Regions from separate parts of the Mus musculus genome. Here region 1 is linked to region 2. The links are chromatin loops, found by intact Hi-C in ENCODE. Cell type or tissue: left cerebral cortex. All regions are shown on one strand. Each heading gives the region's core, and the rest is flanking DNA. Links, peaks and the distances in the headings are about the cores only.

The links. Peaks named below come from ENCODE experiments on the same cell type or tissue, not always from the same donor. Only the 100,000 strongest peaks of a DNase experiment are listed, where the experiment ranks them.
Region 1: it touches region 2 in a loop (2.4-fold over the local background); 2 of 42 quality-filtered maps call a loop at or near these places.

What each region holds. Positions count from the first base shown.
Region 1 is chr10:73,720,750-73,730,469 of GRCm38, reverse strand. It overlaps a transcript of Pcdh15 not described here. Among named protein-coding and RNA genes, the nearest start is that of Pcdh15, 96 kb to the left of the region's middle. In left cerebral cortex, for the core only: no CTCF peak of the experiment used is centred there; a DNase peak (open chromatin) is centred at 5,517.
Region 2 is chr10:74,199,061-74,208,780 of GRCm38, reverse strand. All of the region lies in intron 6 of Pcdh15 (protocadherin 15), which reads right to left. Among named protein-coding and RNA genes, the nearest start is that of Gm40691, 67 kb to the right of the region's middle. In left cerebral cortex, for the core only: a CTCF peak has its summit at 4,906 (motif pointing right); a DNase peak (open chromatin) is centred at 4,891.

The DNA of each region.
Region 1 (9,720 bases), core at 1,052-9,051, 480 kb after region 2:
GCTTCAGAAATATCCCAGGTGTAGTTTCTTCTATGAATTTTTCAACATAGCACCATAAACTTAGAAAACATCTACTTCCTCACAGTTTTGTTCTTTAGTGATTTTTTTTTTATGAGCCAACAGAGATTTACAGAAAACAAAAAGAATGGGGGGGGGGGTAGGCTAGAGGATAAAGATAAATTGCTTGCCATCAACCGTGAAGACTTGAGTTCAATTCTCAGATCTCAAAACAATATCAGCATGGTGGAGCACACTCATTATCCTGCTATGGCCAAGCAGAGACTGCTGGATCCCTGAAGAATACGGGCAGTGAAGAGAACCAGACTAGTGAGTCCCAAGCCAATGAGAGAGCCTGTCTTTTGCAAACCAAGTTGGAAGGTGTCTAAGGAATGAAACCCCAGTGGTCTGTGGGTTTCATACCACATGCACACATACATATGTAAATACACCCAAGTATACATACATACATATATATATATATATATATATATATATATATATGCTCTTGCACATCTGTTCATGTACATGTGAACATGCACACACACACACACACACAGAGAGAGAGAGAGAGAGAGAGAGAGAGAGAGAGAGAGAGAGAGAGACAGACAGGCAGAGAGACAGAGACGGAGACAGAGACAGAGACAGAGACACAGAGAGAGAGATCATTAGAGCCCCAAGAAAGCAGAGAGAAAAAAGAAAATTTAATTTGTGCCTGCCACTCAAATGGTAAGACATTCCCCTAAACAAGCTATAAATTCAGAGTCATCTTCCTTATGAAATGTTATCTTTGCGTTTTGAAAACTTTTAATAACATTAAATTTCAAAAGAAAACTGATGGAAATGATTTTAAGCAATTCATATGTATAGGCTGTTTTTTGTTGTTTTCTGCTTCTTTTAAATTTTAAATTAAAATTCCCAAGAGCTGATAGAACCATTGCATTGAGCAAATGCATATAATCCAGTGCTCTCCTGACGCTGCACGCTTAGCAGTTAGTTCTAGGGGAGCTGAGGGATGCAAAGTGAGTTTGAAGCCCATTGTTATCCATCCATTACATAGGGCTGGACTGAAGGCTTCCAGAACAATTTGACTTTGTCATTTGTCATTTGTTATTTTGTAATTTGCTTTTGGTGAGGTGGGAAAGAATCCACAGAATCCCAGTGGTCAAATGATGATTCAGGGAGATTTTCTCAGCAGGATATCTTTACTTCCCAAGTTGGTGCTGTGGGTCTCATTTCAAGTGTTTCTGCATTCTGGACCTCTATACAGCAGCTGCTTCTATATTAAAACCTTCCATCTTAGAGGTAAACTCCTTCAGGCATAGGATGTCAAAGAGGAGATTAAAAACAAGAAAAGATGTTGAAAGTGAAGTGAAACAAGAGGTCATTCTAGGAGGAAGTGAAACAGTCCAACCCACACTGAAACTCCTTAAGCTCAGGAAGCAAACAACTTAATGGGTCCAGGAAGTCCATGAAGTTCACCAGATTTACTAGGTCGTTCCCTCTCTAAGCATATTTAAACAGTAAGATTGCTGAGCTACACTCTTAGACTAGCGGGATTGTCTTGAAGAAGCAGAGACCAGCAGTACTTCCTGGAAGAGGCTTTCTCGTCTGAGATGAGCTCTCTGCAAGGACACTAGCCAACGAGGGTGAGTAGGTGTTTGTTCAGGGCTATCCAGAAACAGTGTCTCACAACATGATATGGGCTGATCTTATTATCATCTAAACCTTATCCAGGAATAGCTGAAGTCAACAGGTGCACTTTGAATAAATCCTGGCTTATACTGCTAAACCAAACCATGCCCTTTAAAAGTTTTTAAGCTCCTTTTGATTAAAAGTTTTTTCAATAAATATGTATCTTAACGTATTATTTCTCAATGAAAGCAAAACCAATTTCAAAACTTCAATCATTTTTATTTCGTTACTATTCTAAAGAAGAGGAATCTGAGAATACATTTCTACCAACTCTCTTTATTGGTTGAATAATCCAAATGCATATAGTCTTAAATTTTAGCCCAAATACTCTGAGATATAATTTAAATTAAAAAAAAAGCCTCTTTGAACAATTTGAAAGGGATGAAAGTGTCTTCAATTTAAACTTTGTACTTGGATGTCAGGGGAGATCTTGCAGTAAAGACAACTTTCTCAGAGGCATTTGCCTCCATATATTTATATGTCATTATATAGTCACCTAGGAAAAAAAGCCATTTGGGATAAAAGATTATGAACGTGGGGATTGAGTGTCTTTGAGAGACTTCATCACTAACATTCCATGGAAATTCATCACTGATTACAAAATTGGAAGGTAATAATATTAAAATACAATAGCATACACAAGAAGCATAAGTTTCAAGGATTTTTCTTACCCATAACTTTCTTCATATCTCAGTCAATAAAATAGTAGTGATGAATCTTAAAATATATAATCAAAATTAAAGTAGGAATGTAGTTTTGTTGTGTAATGATTGAATAAATCTAGATCATAAGAAAGATGTAGTCCTTGCTAGAAGAGTTTGTTTTGTATTGATTTCTGAGTTTAATTTTTTGCTTGAGAAAGGGGATCTGAATCCTTTTCTTGGATTAAAGTGAGGCAACATTAGGAGACATTTTCTGGGTAATAGCAATGGTACAACTTCACACTCAACTCAGGCCAGGTTCCTTACTATGTCCATAGCTTGAACTTTGGATCCTCCAACTTCAGAGGAAAGCACAACAGTTGGCAATATATTCTGAGGGCATGAAAAATTTTGAGTGTGTGTGTGTGTATGTGTGTGTGTGTGTGTATTGATTTATCTGTCTTAGAATATTAAGCAATTTAGATGGGAGGTCAGTGAACTGCTCCACATAACCATTTTGATTGTAATCTCAAAACAAAAGCTACTAATGAAAACAATAGAAGAAAAAAGTAGATGATAAATAAACATACTATTCCATATTTGACCTTATAATTAAGAGGAGGACATAATGTGTCATTAATGCATTGTACACATGCTACTTGCGGACATACATGGTGCCCATCGGACATTTCTCTGACATATTCGATCCTTGAAGTTTAGAGTCTAAAGAATACAAGTTCTTCCACAGCTTGAGTCAGTGTCTGGTCTGACCTTTAACACTTCACACCTCAAATGATTTTGAGAGGGAATCGGGCTTTAATGAGTTTATAGGACCACAGGATGTAAGGGCATGGGTAATGTAAGTATTTTCACTTTCTTAAATGCAACAGTTTTCCAGTGTAATATAACTTTGAAACAAATAGGACTTTGTTGATCTGAGGGTGAAAGCCAAATCATATCATTTGCATATAAATTGTGTTATTTTACTTTTTATTGCACTGTTCTTAAGTATAGCAAAATGATCCATGGTTCAATTATGTTTGGTTTAAAATGAAGGATTGCTTCTTCAATTTTATATATAATTATTCTCTATTTGCTTTCCTTATTTGCTCTAATATTTCTAGTAATTACATATATGTATTTGTTGATTCTCTTCCTTACAAGATCAACCCTTTAAAAGCATGCACTGATTATTTTATTCAAAGCTTTGTTGCAAATTATTATTGACATGATAAGTAAAAGAATAACCAAGAGCATTAAACGGTTACATTGATAAGTCAAAAAATATGATTGCTGGGCTCACAGCAGTTGAATGTGCTAGATTAGTAGCTATCCTGTCCTTAGAATAGCACATATTTTTAGGTCCTTTACGAAGGGGATAGACTAAATATTTGAGTTTAATTGCTTTACCCTGGGATCACTGAAATCTTGATACAGACAATTTGAAGAACTTTAAGAAGTTTGCCTTGAAAATAAGCTTTAAAAAGCTTCCTATAATGTAACCCTACCACATCTAAATCATTCTAGAAGAACCCATTGACATCAGCAAGGAAACAAGCTGTCTGCCTACAGTGCTGCACAAGAAGAACAAAAAGGTTTCTAGTATTTTTACGAGTTTTGATAGCAAGCAGATTTCAAGATAAAAACAGAACTGTGAAGGAAAAAAATAAACTGTGGAAAAGAGCCAGAGAAATAATAGAAAAGATCATTTCAGGTTCTTTCCCATAGAACTAACAACAAAGATAATTCACAGACCAATAACACAATTTAAAAGCAACTACAGACTGCCATAGCATTATATATGATTGTGTTTGTCACATATGTCACCTTAACATGAATACCATGTTTTTTTTTTCCTCAAGGAATATTTGACACCTCACTACTCCACCTAACACATTTGGCAATAAGGTTTCTGGAGGGTAAATGAAATATCTGAGTGTTTCCCCTCCCAATGAATCAGCTCCTATGGACAAAAAGAACTAAACAAATGATAATGTTGTGTTAATAAAATGAGAGTTTTTCTGTGGTTTACCTTTGGCCACTTCAGCTATACATATATGATTACATAGTTGGGAGTGTGCCAATCATACATTTCCAACAGGCTGGACTGAGATAAGTCACTTTGAATAAACATAGTCGGCAAGTGAACACATACATACCCATAATCAACCTCCTCTCTCTTTTCCTTCCTCCCTTCTAGTTAAATTTAATGTGAAATTACGTTCAAAATTGCAGTTCAATGACACACATTATGTAGCTTGGTCTTTGATATTATGATTACCAGACAGGTAATCTAAAAGCTAAATGGAACGATTATGAATGCTGTAAATGAAAAAGTCAACAAGAATCGCAACCCAGTGTCGTGTCTCTCCCTTCACAGAGGGATACTGTGCATACACACACACACACACACACACACACACACACACACACACACACACACACACATAATGAAACTCTTTTTTTTCGCATGGATACGTCTTTAAGCTGGTCTTTAACCTGAGCAAAGGAAGACCTTCCTCAATAAGCAGAAGTTGACTTAAGAAAAATATCAAACTCATGGTTTTAGACTTTTATACTGGAAAAGACTTCCAAAGAATGATATAAGTTTTTTGTTATTTATGGCAGTGATCCATGTGCCTTGTGGTAAACTAACTACAGCAAATGAAACTTCTCTTTTTTTTCCTGCATTATCTTCACTTCACTAATACAGATCTTTATGGACAATAAGAACCTGTCAATATTTTAAAGGAATAAAAAATTATTGGCTATAAACTATATATGTTGTGTGTACACCAATATGTGATTTTAGCTTATATACTTAAGTTGATAAAATAGGGGCTATGGAGATGTCACAGTAGATTGCAGTACTAGCAATACAAGCCTGATGCTCTGAATTTTTCCCTAATTAATTAATTTATTCATTTTATATCCTGATTGAAGTCCCTACTCTCCTCCCAGTCCCCCCTCACATTTCCCCCTCCCCTCTCTTCACCTCTGGGTAGTGGGAAGTCCCTTCTGGGTACCAATTTCCCTGGCACCTCAAGTCACTGCAAGAGTAGGTATACCCTCGGGATTTTATCTCAAGCTCAGGCAAAAATCTAGCTATGATTGTAATCCTAGAACTTCTACAAGCAGATGGTCTGTGTTGACAGGAGAATCTTTACACATATCCTGGAATAAGCTGTATCGTGACTAAAACAAGAAGAGGACCCCTGCTTCAAACAGGTGGGAGGTGCGAACTGATGTCCAGACGTTGTCCTCTCACCTCTGCATGAATGGCTTGACGCAGAGGAGCCCACCCCACCCCCATGCAGAAAAATACACACACACAAAATAAATGTGTCAAAAAAAGATCATAAATATATACACCTCACAAGCAAGACTCTTACATGCCTGATCTATTTTAAAGCTGGAAAAATGGTCTAGCATTTAAGAAAAGATACTGTTCTTGCAAGGGTCTGGAAACCAGTTCCAAATGCTCATATCAGGCTGCACATGGTTGTCTATAATTCCAGTGTCTAGGGATCAAACATCCTTTTCTGGTCTCTGAAGGTACCTGTATACATGTACGAATAGCCACACAAGTAAGTAAAAGTAAATCTTTAAAGAATAAAACCATTTCTGGTTTTTTTTTTATTACGTATTTTCCTCAATTACATTTCCAATGCTATCCAAAAAGTCCCCCATACCCTCACCCCGACTTCCCTACCCACCCACTCCTCCTTTATGGCCCTGGCGTTCCCCTGTACTGGGGCATATAAAGTTTGTGTGTCCAATGGGCCTCTCTTTCCAGTGATGGCAGACTAGGCCATCTTTTGATACATATGTAGCTAGAGTCAAGAGCTCAGGGGTACTAGTTAGTTCATATTGTTGTTCCACTTCTAGGGTTGCAGGTTCCTTTAGCTCCTTGGGTACTTTCTCTAGTTCCTCCATTGGGAGCCCTGTGATCCATCCAATAGCTGACTGTGATCATCCACTTCTGTGTTTGCTAGGCCCCGGCATAGTCTCTCAGGAGACAGCTATATCTGGGTCCTTTCAGCAAAATTTTGCTAGTGTATGCAATGGTGTCAGCATTTGGAAGCTGATTATGGGGTGGATCCCTAGATATGGCAGTCTCTAGATGGTCCATCCTTTTGTCACAGCTCCAAACTTTGTCTCTCTAACTCCTTCCATGGGTGTTGCCCTTTGCTTCACATGTGCTTGTTTAGAATGCAGTACTGTTAGCACAATTCTCAAGGTCCTGCGAAATAAAGAATGCAGAGGTAGAGGTAGCCACAAGCATTTCCCGATTCGTGGGAGTGAGCCAAGCAGACAGTCAGTGGGCAACAAGTCTCATTTACAACGCTGGATCAAATTTAATTCTGCTCAACCTCTAAACCTCATAGGTGAAGTCCTTGCATTTGATCACTCAGGTCAAATGCTCTCATCTCTTTCATGAGATGGGCTGTGTTGATGGTCTTAAGGAACCAAGACAGTCGCTTTACTCCGTGGAATCTCCAGATGGATGAAAGCTGTTTCCCTTGATGTTGCTGAACATCTTTCCAGGTTTCTGTTTTCATGACATACCTGCCTGGGTTAAGTACTTTTTCATGTCTTTCTAGAAAAACTACAGGCTCTATTTATCACTGCACCTTAAGAGATTGCCCAAACACTCAATAGGTATGATTTGGACACAATAGCACTTACATTCTAGTCTGATTTGAATTCATTTCATCTATTTTTATTTAATGGTTTTACATTTTTAATTAAAATATTATCATGTCACTTTCCTCCTTACCTTTCCTCACCACCCCCTCACAAAGCCTGTCATGTCCTCTCCTCTCCAACCCTTCCCATCCTCCCAACTCTCAAATTGATAGCCTCGTTTTCTTTGATTATTACACTGATTTGAATCCTTTTAATTGCATCCTGAGCTACAATTCCAACATGGCCTGTCTTGTTAAATGTTCCATGAGATGACTTTATAAGCTGTGTTACTGGTGATGATTTACCTCACAGAGCCCTATATATTAGCATCCATCTATATTGGAAAAATACTCCAGTTGCATGTAACATGCACCAGTGACCTGACTCGTTGAAGAATTGATGACTCTCAAAATTTGATACCTCCCATATTTTTAATATTACAACAGTTAATTGTCGGGAAAATAAACCTGGAGGGTAATGATCCTTGGTGTAGACAGATGTCTGTGCAGCAACAGTTATCCTGCCCAGGTGCAACTATACTTTCTTCATACATGGAGAACAAAATGTGCTTGTTGGGCTGGAGTCTATAGGATGGTGAGTGCCTTAATCAGAGCTTCTATTGCTGTGATAGACTACCGTTACCCAATACAACTTGGGGAGCGAAAGGTTTGTACCATCTTACAAGGTATATATCACTATCAAGGGAAGCCAGGGCAAGAACTCAAAGAACTTATAGGCAAAAGCTGAAGAAGAGGCCATGGAGGAGTGTTGCTTACTGGATTGCTCTACTTAGCTGGCTTACATGTACATATACATATACATATACATTACATATAACTTACATATATAGCCCAGGCCCATCTGCCAGGTGTGGTATGACTCTTTGTAGTCTGAGTCAGTTGTCACACATCAATCAAGAAAATACCCCACAGACATGCCCACGTCCAGTGTGATGGAGGCAATGGTGACTCTCTTTTCCCAGGCATATCTAGTTTTCTATCAAGTAGAGAAAAACTAACCAGCACAGTGATTTATCTAATCTGGGAGCAATAACTCACTACACACTAGTATGTTCAGGTTGCCATTAATGTAATGATGGCTAAATTGAGAAGAATTCTGAAATTGTTCATTACCTATCAACATGAAGGGCCATACATAGAAAATTGTACTGGTAATTTCAGGAGGCAAATGAGACAAATTAGATTAGATAATGTTTCGATAAATTAAATGTATGGAGTGAATACTTATGATTTTAAAATGATTTTACTTATTTAATTTAATACTGTATGCATGCATGAGTATGTCTATACACCATGTGCATGCATATGCTCACAGAGATCAGAAGAGGGCCTTGTATCCCCAGGAACTGGAGTTACAAGCAGCTTTAAACTACCTAATGTCAGTGCCAGGAAATGAACCCAGGTCCCCTGCAACAGCAGCAAGTGCTCTTAACCACTGAGCCATCTCTCCTGCCTCCTTACTATATTTAAAATAGAAAGTGATAACCAATAACATTCTATATTTACTAAAAAGATGAACATCCTAAAATTTCAAGGCATATCTATAGGGAAGGTCAGAGCATATTCTACTCTAGGTTCAAAGTAGTCAGTACCTTGAAGTAAAGGTCATTATTCAAAGGTCATAGAATATTTATGTCTTTATTAAATGATCGGTTAAAAATGGAAACGTTCCTTGTAAAAACATTTCACTTTCTAAACTTCTTTTGCCTGAGAGAATACATAAAATCTAAGAAAGGCCCATATATTCAACATTACACTTAGCACTGAAGGCAGACTCCAGGCTTGTCAGTAAGAGACCACTTTGATTTTAAATATAATTATAATGGTCTCTTTTAGCAGAGAATTTCAAAAGTAAAACTGCATTGCCCATGGGCCCATGAGTTTGAGATATGATACAAACTTTCAATGAGTACAAAACAAGAAAGAAAGCCATCTCATGGCTGAACACACTTAAATACCATAATAGACTCAGTAGCATGCCAGAAATATCCAAGAACTATAAGGTATGTGACTGTGCTAAACATTTATGTGGATGGCCAAAGTCAAAACAGTAGCAAAGCACAAATATTAAATAAAATATAAAATACAATGAGTTTTACAATAATGCAAAATCTCTGAATGAAAAAGTAAAGTGAACCTAATGTGGAATTTTACTGATTAATATAAAGCTGGAGAGAAGAGTAGAAGGAAGTGTTGGGCTGGCTGTTAAATGTTTATTGGAAGAAAACCTCCCTCAGATAGCATGTCTGACTTTCACAGACTCTTTAGAATTTGAAAGAAGATTAGAACATTCAAAGAGACCCCTTAGATAAGTAGGAGTCAGCCAACAATGGCGGATACCTTTGTGATTAACCTGAAAATATCTGTATACTCCCTGCCATCATATAGTATACTATGGCTAGCTTGACATACCTGCCTAGCTGCTTTTGCAGTTTACAACTATACTAGTGCATCTGCAACCAGTATGTACCTACAACTGTCCCATTTCTCTGGAAAAAAAAAAAAACAAACAAACCAAAAACAACAACAGCAACAACAAAAATACAAACAAACAACAACAACAAAACATACGACAGGATATCTTACCTGGATAAAACCCAATTTAATTTTTGTTGAATTGTGTATGGATACTTTGAAAACATTGCCTCCTAGGAAAAGGATGAAGAGGCAAAGAGGAA
Region 2 (9,720 bases), core at 690-8,689:
GATCTCAATAACAAGCTGACTAGAGGAACAGTCTAGGTGCTATCTGGGTTTGATTAAGAGAGTCTGCCTTGAAGAATATGGTAGAGAACAATCCAAGACCGTTGCAGATTCCAGTCTCAGGCCTTCACAGATACATTTACTTGTGCATGCACACACACACACACACACACACACAGAGAGAGAGAGAGAGAGAGAGAGAGAGAGACAGACAGACAGACAGACAGACATATATGCTCATATGCACACCAAGACAAATGTAAGATAGGTAGACTTAAATACTTAATTTCTTTGTGTTTATTCCCACCAGAAATATTCTCGAATATTTGTACCTCCATGCCTAGGTTTGTAGTGTGTGTGTGTGTAAGCATATATCCATCGTATATGTCTGTACTAGGAATATGCTCGTTTGTATGTCTTTATGCATGCCTGTGCACATGTGCCATATCCTTTTGTGAGCACTCCTTTCTGAGGCACAAATGCTGCTACTTTGTAGACTCCTGAGTCTGTTGATGGTCTGTAACCCTCAAGATTCCCTGCTCTTGTATATTCTATACTTTCCTGTGTGGTAATAGTAGTTTGGGGCACCTCTTCTACACAGATAAGAATGTTCTGTATCACTTTATGGTTCAATATGTCACATTTCAATTTGGTTTTTGAAGGGCCCTATATACAACAAGACCAGCCTGGACAGATGCCTGAACGTACCGCTTATTTATGTCATTCATATCTTTTCCCACAAATCATGTACACAGTTAGTCAAAGGGTCATAAACTATACAGATTAACTGAAAAACAAAAGCTATAGGAAATCACTGCCCAGAAAGCAAAACAGTTTACAAAGATTCAACAGTGAAAAGTTTTCTGACATAAATAAATAATAAATGCCTCAAGAGACAGACAAGTTTAGGCTGGTTGAAATGCTATGTAGTAGTTTCATGTACGTAAAGGCAGGAGTGACTCAATAGGTATAATTTGGTTAATACATATTTATTTAATTAAAATACCATTGTTTCTCTGGTTGAGGTGATGAAAGACTTTGTTTTGACTTGTAAAGTTATTTTTTTCTGAAATATTAAGTGTAACGGCTAATCCTGGTGGTCAACTTGACTATATCTGAAATGAAATACAATCCAGAAATAGAGGGTACACCTGTGATCAAGATCTTGAGGCTAGAAGACACAGGCTTCTGACCTGGACCTTGACATGGAGATCTTGAGGTATAGTGGCTATGAAAAGCTTAGCCAAAGGCAAGGTATTATAGGACTTTAATCCCAGGAGACTGAGACAAGTAGATCTCTGAGTTCAAGGTCAGCCTGGGATAAAGCAAGTCTCAGATCCAGGAGTGGTGGTACATACCTTTAATCTGGGCCACACCTTCTGCTGGAGCCTACATAAGGACATTGGAAGAAAGAAGATTTACTCTTCTTGCCCTGCTTATATTTATTTGCCAGCACATCTGTTGTAACCTACTTCTACAGAAGACCAGCTGAAAAAACTACCCTTGTGGAACTGAGCAACTACCAGACTCTTGGACTTCCCATTCACAGCTAACTGTTGTTGGATTAGTTGGATTACAGACTGTAAGTCATCACAATATATTCCCTCAATACATAGATACATTTCATAAGTTCTGTGACTTGGGAGAACTCTGACTAATACATTAAGTCATCACCTTATTTAATGAACAGTAAGAAGCACTAAGAATAAATACAATATTACTTATTCTATTTATTATGTGATGTGTGTGATCTCCTTTTACCAGCCTAAATTGATTTTTAACAAGAGTCTCAAAGAGAATATTTGCCTTCACTTATCTCCCTTGATTTCCCCCAGAGAATAATTGTGTTTGCTGTTTGATTTATATTTTCGTAAAGTTGTATTTCTATATGTGGTTCTTAGGTTGCATAAAATTTCCATGAATGCTGAATTAATGAACAACAACTTTGAATCCCCCAAGGAATATAGGAGCAGGCTGTAAGCCTCTGCTCACACATTTCCATTCAGCTAGCCAATATAAAATCTTTCTTATGTGCTTCTCTACAAAGAAATTTAATGTGGAGCTTTGATTTGCTAACATGGTAGCAACACAAGCTATGCCTGGATGAAGCAGATGTGACATCCATATTTTCTCGATGAGCCCCGTTCTGTCTTATTTTGATGGGGGATGCTGGGAGGCGTATGATCACAACACTTTATGGACATTTTAAACAACAAAACCATCAACAAATCATCATAAAGTGTGAAAAAAAAGTCATGGTCAGTGAACTGTAAAGACAATTGCATGTAGAATGAGAGCATGTATAAGACAGCAGAGTATGAGGCTGCACAGTCCTCTGTATGCATAAGTCACCTTTCCTGAGTAAGTAGTACCTTCCCTCCCCTGTCCCTCCCCCAGCCCACCACCATCTGTGAAGACAGGAGCCTAATTCCAGACCCTCTTCATTTGGGCATCATTTGCCTGGTAAGTCACTTCTTCCTTCTGGCACCCCTGCTCCTCCATCCCACCTTGATCTGCAAACTCAGAAGCCCAGTTCCAGACAAGGACCCCCTGAATCATCCTTGTTCTTGAGTCTGCTCTGCCTTCTCAGTCTAATTCTCCCTTTCCCATTGTCCTCTATCCTCTTCCATGTTGCCCCATCTGTGATCATCTCCACACACAACAGGTTCCAGATCAGTGGTCATTGAGCTGTAGTTGACTGATGAGAGACACTTGTTTCCTCTCCCACCCCTCTCTTTGCCTCTTTTGTCTCTGCACCCACAGACATAGCTCTGGACCCCTGGAGTGGAAGCCATCTTTTCCTGGAGCAGCTAAACAGCTCATGCACTAGCTTCATATAGTGTAGTTTAGATTCCTCATCTCATGCACTGAGTTAATCTAAGAAAATCCAAATTAGTACATTAGAAATACACCTGTCCCAAAAGAAGTTCTTGAGCTCGGGTCAAATTGCAGAAATAACACAAATGTTCAGAAGTGTATCCGATCTCCTAAGAAGCATAGTAATGGAATTAAAGACACAGATTAACAGACACTCAACAACACTTGCTGGTTTCAATGGGCTGCTTTCTCAAAGAGATATGTCACGTGGACAAAACATACAGAGAAACCTCAGAATTCAATGGCATCTTATATCAAATGTACCTAACATATAGCTACAGAACACCCTAGCTAACACCAAAGAATACACAATCTACTTAGCAGCACATGGTCGTTTCTCTAAAATAGACCAAACCCTGAGACAGAAAACACACATAGAAAATAGAGAAAACCAGAAATATTTCTATATGTACTGCCCAAACATTCTACAATAAAACTTAAAAAAAATCAATACCATGCAAAAGCCCCTTAAGTATGTGTAGAGGAGAAACATCATGTTACTAAATCAGAGAAGAAATCAAGAAAGAAATAAAAACATTCCTGAAACTAAATGGGACTGAACATGCAACCACAGTAATAATTATACCCCTGTAATATGTTAGCAGTAGTTTTAAGAGGAAAATTTATAGCTCTAAATTTCTACACTAAAAAAATCAGACAGAGCACAAATAAATGACTCAATGTTGCAGCACAGGAATTTGAGAAACAAAAAGGAATCAAACCAAAGCCCATCAGATGGCAAGAAACAAAAAAATTCCAGGCCTAATTCATGAAATTGAAACAAAGAAAACCAACAAGACTAAGAACTGGTTCTTGGAGAAGATGAGCAAGATTGACAGACCCTCCACCCAACTAACCAAAAAAAAAAAAAAAAAAGGTGGGACCTAATTACCAGAAATGAATGGGGAAACATTATGACATACATCACATACATCAAAGAGTGTATTTGCATGTGTATGTGTCTCTTCCTCTGTGTGTGTGTGTGTGTGTATGTGTGTGTGTATATGTGTGTGTGTTTCTTCAGAAGAGGAAAAACAAATACTTCCTCTACAAAACACAAACCAAAGGTTTAGATGTAAAACTTGGAAAGATGGAACCCTGGCTTTTCACATAGATCCTTTGAAACTCAACATTCTTCCTACAAATGTTAAAGTTGGATTGAGGTTTAGAAGGGATTGTTTGGATCTATACTTCAATTGCTTGTTAAACAACACATAAATACATTTGTTGATTCCATAAGGTATGGTATCATTTCTTTCCCAATCTATGTCAGATAAGGAAATTCAGAGCCTGATTAAAAACAAACAAACAAACAAAACCTTGAATGAAAGTTCATAGGGTCAGAATTAGAAGACAAGGAGCTAAGTCAGAAGTAAGGCAGACAGACTCTTGAAGAATTCAAGATTTCATTTGGAGACATTTACTTCAGTGTCCACTTACTTCAGAGTAAAATATAGAAGAAACAGCCTCACAGAGATGACCCGTAATAGAGTATGTCAGAGTAATGAGAATCTAATTAAATTATGCAAAAAGTGCTGGGTCCATCATAAATTCTCATAGAAAAAATCAATATATAGTCATTCTTCCTAGTAAATATTAAAAATAAATTTTAATAGATTATACACTAAAATGTATGTTATAAGATTCTAAGAGAAATATAAAATACCATTCCCACAACATGGTAATCACTAATGACTTACTCAATGGGAAAAATGACATACAAGTCACAAAAATAACATTGGAACAGTTTTAAAATAACACCTCGTGAAAAGCCAACTCACAAATTGGTGGAGACAGTCAGAGTTACATGTATTCAACAAAGAATTTGTGCCCAGGATATATAAAAATATTCATAACTCAATAGAGAATGGCAGACCCTTGGATTGGATGGTTATCAAAACTGTGATGGTAGTCCTTAAAACCTCTTATTTTCAAGTAGCAACAGGAAATATTTATGAAAATGTCATTAAATCAAGTCTACACATTTACCAGCTTGGGCCCAAATGAGAAGTCATAAAAATACCAAGTTTGTCCAGGAGGTGGAGCACAGTGAATGCTGTTGTTCTGCAGTAGAAACTAATTTTCATAATCACTATGAAAATATTTCCTTGGAAGAGAGTCATGCATATACTGTGACTTGGATTTTCCACTTAAAATTATTTAGCACTTAATAAACAAGAATATGCACATATGTACCCTCATGCTACATATAATAACATAGTAGATAAGTTTTAAAAGAAAATAGCTGAACAACTGTCAATGGTCGTGAGATGTAGATAAGCACTATGGTAGAATAATTGCTGAGAACACAAATACTCCTCTTCATCCTCAGTACAGCAGTCAAGTTTAAGGTGAATTACCTTCATACTACTGCACATCACATGACTATAGGATCGATGCAGACCAAAAGCATAACGCTGAAACAGGAAGCTCTGACCTAAAAGGAATGTGCAATGTATAACTCAGTTCATACTATCAAAACTAATAAGGGGGAATAAGCTAGACTACCATATGTGAGAGTGTTCAGTTCCTCCATCCTACAGAGGGGATGGCTTGAGAGATTTAGCCCCACCGATGTATTGATAACCTTTAGGACTTGACTTTAGAAATATCATGGAAGTAAATAACACAATTCACTCATTTATGATATTTATGCTATATTTCAAATGTATGCTTTAGTACAAAGCCTTGATCTTTTAGTGTCAGTACAAATATCAGAACGATGACCTACCTATGAAATAAAACCAAGTTTAGGCTTTGCTTCAAAGTGACTTCTCTAGAGGAGGGATATGATAAAACAGGTCTTTCTGTTGACTGCTGAGGCTGGATAACTGTTACTGATCCTTGTCCACAAGAAGAACTTAGTAAGAACTTGAACAGGTAACACATAACTGGAGTGAAGATTGTTTTTCTTAATATATCTCTCCCTTTCTGTTCATTTCAATTCAACTTTTTTCCTAGTTTCCTAACATTAAGATGAAAATATTAAAAATCAAATGTATGCGAAGTTTTCACCAGAATGGGTGTCTCAGTGGCTTCTGAGATTCTATAATCCCATATAGTACTGGTGTTAGAATTTTCTTTCATGGTGCCTCTTAAAATATGTCATTCCAGTTGGTTTTGTTTCTGCAAGCAAACCGTGGTACGAACACAGTGACTTTAAAGAACTTTTCAAAACTGCTGCCTTGCTTCAGCATATTACAACAGAGACTGCAAAAAACAATTTTGATACCAATATCCTTTTTAGTCACAAAGGCACAGCATGCTGGAAGTGTCCACTTGCAATAAAACAAATGCAAAAAGCAAAAGGAAAAAATCAATAATATCAACTTAATAAAAATGCCACTGCGAAACTCCCAACACACAGAAATGGTTCCAAGGAATAGGAGCCCAGCGCAACATATGCTTTTAAATTGATGTCACGGTGGGGATTATATGTAAGAACATTCTATTAAAACAAAACATCTTTGGATTACTGAAACTGGTAAAGAAACATAAAACTGAGCAAGACAGCCTTACCCAGTGGCATTACTGCTAAGTGTATTGCAACAAGCCTTTTTCATTTGCTATATTTTCTTTACAATACAATTTTTATGATATAATAAGATTAGCAGTATCTTGGAATAAGTATACATTATATGCAAATATATGTAAGTAATATGTGTTTCATCTTGCAATTAATAGGTAACAATTGAATTGTGGTTTAAATGTGAAAAATTTCCCCATACATGTTGGTCTTGGCTAGTGGTGCTGTTTGGTAACACTGTGGGACATTTAGAAGGTGGACCCTCTAGGGAGGATGTGGGTCACTGGGTCTGGCTTTAAGGCTTCTCCCTCTTCCCCAGAGACTCAATATGAGGACTAGACAATCTCCTGCTTCTGCAACCATGCCTCTCCCATTTCTTTATGTGTTTCCCATACTGGAAAGATCTGAGTTGTCCTGTACCTTAATGACAAGATGTTATCAAACATAGAGGGTACTGTGTCTTTGCTAAGAGATGAGCATCATCAACAAGGCAACATTATCTAGCCAAACAAGAGTTTATGTCAGGCTGTCAGACTAACACACAACTGCTTTCCAGTTATCAATATAGTTTGTCTGAACCATGGCATTAGACAGACATCTCATGACAATTAATATCAAGGAAATCTGCTCAGCAGGAGGCAATATGCTGCACATTTTATTGTTACTCTTGCGAGTTAGGGATGCCTGCCATCTAATCAACAAATCCTCAGTGTTATGATTAATCTCTTGCATTTGTATAGCATAGATTTGGTTCATTTTTCAGGACTGATTTTTCTTTTTTATATACTCTCATGGCTACAGGGAGAGCACATATTTGGCTAAATATTATTCTGCATATGTATGCGAAGTTTTTCTGTGTGAGTTTATCATTGGAACAGTAGAGCAATAATGAGTATCAATTATGCTGCTCAGTGTGATGGGCCTCTCCCAAGCCACAGATGCCATGAATAAAAGAATGGGAGAGAGGAAGCACTCGTTTACTCTGTCACTGAGCTTGCGACAAACAGATAGACTGGAGCTAGTGTAATTTCCTGTACAAATAACATATGTGCAGGCTGTATATTTCAGGAAATATACACTGATATGTTAGGAGCTTCATGGGCTTCATATGTTCAGCTTACTCTTTACTAATATAAATATACGCATATATTTATGAAACATTTGACAAATGGTTATAAATGTTAGACATTACCATGTGATATATATTCAGCTACAGAATATATATAATAAACATTTATTGCTATGTATTTTCAATATTGTAAACATCTATATCACCTTTATCTATTGGATTGGATGGTTGTCTGACCAATCTTTCTCAAGATCATCAAAAGGAAGCAAAAGTTCCTCTAGTCTCAGTATGAAAGAAGAAACAGAGCGATTAAAAGTGAGGAGGGTCATCAATGGGGATTCTGAGGATTCTGGGTTTAAGTAAACTAAGGATACATAAATAATTAGTTTCAAGTTAATAATACTGGGCCCATTTTTTAAATTCTTTTCTGTGGGTTAGAAGTCTATTCAAAGTTTTTATTTGATCTTGATTTAACTTTGATAAGTGGAACCTATTGAGGAAACTATCCATTTCTTTTATCTTTTCTAATTTTGTAGAGTGCAGTCTTTTAAAGTAGGTCCTTAGAATTCTCTGTGTTTCCAAGGTGTTTGCTGTGTGTCCCTCTTTTCATTTCTGATTTTGTAGAGTGAACCATATGGATTTAAGAAGTTACTACTGGATAGGGATGCATACAGACTTTATAACTTCTGAAAAATCACATTTATGGAAAAATTGTTCTTATAAAAGTATGATACTGAAGCATTTCTATGATATTTCCATCAGAATGGAGGCTAAGATAATACTACCATATTATCAGAAAATGATGCTTTTCTAATCGCTGAAGATAACCCTGTAAGAAAACCAACAGTGTTAAATAACCTGGATCCCTGGAAGCTCCCAGAAACGAAGTCACCAACCAAAGAGTATACATGAGATGATCTGACATCCATGGAGACATACATAGCAGAGAATTGCTCTGTCTGGCTTCAGTGGGAAAGACTTAATGCTTCAGGGAAGGGGGATGCCTGAGGGTACCATCTCAGAGGGAAGGAGAATAGGGTGGAGAACTCTGGGAGGGCAAATCTCGGGTGGGAGACATTTGGTATGAAATCAAATAAAATATCTAATTAAAATTATACTTCTCTAAACAATAAAGTTTTATAACTTAATTTTATGAATCTCATATACAACAAAACCAGAACTAGTTGTCATTAAACAGAACAAGCTATCTTTGAAAGTGTGTGTGTGTGTGAGAGAGAGAGAGAGAGAGAGAGAGAGAGAGAGAGAGAGAGAGAGAGAGAGAGAGAGAGAGAGGGAGGGAGGGAGGGGAGGGGAGAGTGAGTGGGAGGGAAGGGGAGGTGGAGGGGAGAGGGGTAGAGGGAGAGGAAGGGGTAGAGAGGGAGAGGGAGAGGGAGGGAAGGGGAGGTGGAGGGGAGAGGGGTAGAGGGAGAGGAAGGGGTAGAGAGGGAGAGGGAGAGGGAGGGAAGGGGAGGTGGAGGGGAGAGGGGTAGAGGGAAAGGAAGGGGTAGAGAGAGGGAAAGGAAGGGGTAGAGAGAGAGGAGGGAGAGGGAGAGGGAGAGGGAGAGGGAGAGGGAGAGGGAGAGGGAGAGGGAGAGGGAGAGGGAGAGGGAGAGGGAGAGGGAGAGGGAGAGGAAGAAGAGAAATGTTTCCAGATTTTGTTTGTGTCTGTGGCTTAACCTGACTGACATTCAATAGCTGCTTCCCATGGGTGGATAGAATCATTTAATTATTTTAACTATTATTCCAGAGTCTAACTACAGCTGAAATGGTTCTGAATGTGTCCCACCACAAAATTTAACTTTACATAAAACACTCTGAGAAAAATTTTCTCAGTTATTTTTGTGGTCCATTTGTGTGGTTCTTCAGGGTTAACTTGGCACATGGGCATGGTGTCCCAATGTCACCTATGAGAAGTATATATCCTCTCACTCCCTGCTGGCTACATGTTAAACATACTTTGTGGTCCAAGACAGTTCTTAAATATTCAATGGGACTTGGAGAAGACAAAATGTTAAGTATTTTTCAAGGTGGAGGAGGTACAGTTAAAAAAAAGCAGTTCAAGGATATTTGAACACCTCTAAAAAAAGAGTATTATATGTATTCGATAACAATTAATGATTAAAAGAGCCACAAATTTAAAAGAGAGTAAGGAAGGGTATATGGTAGGCTTTGGAAGGAGGAAATAAAGGCGAGAAATGTAATTATATTATAATATCAAAAATTTTAAAGGATAAAACAAGGATAGGAAAGA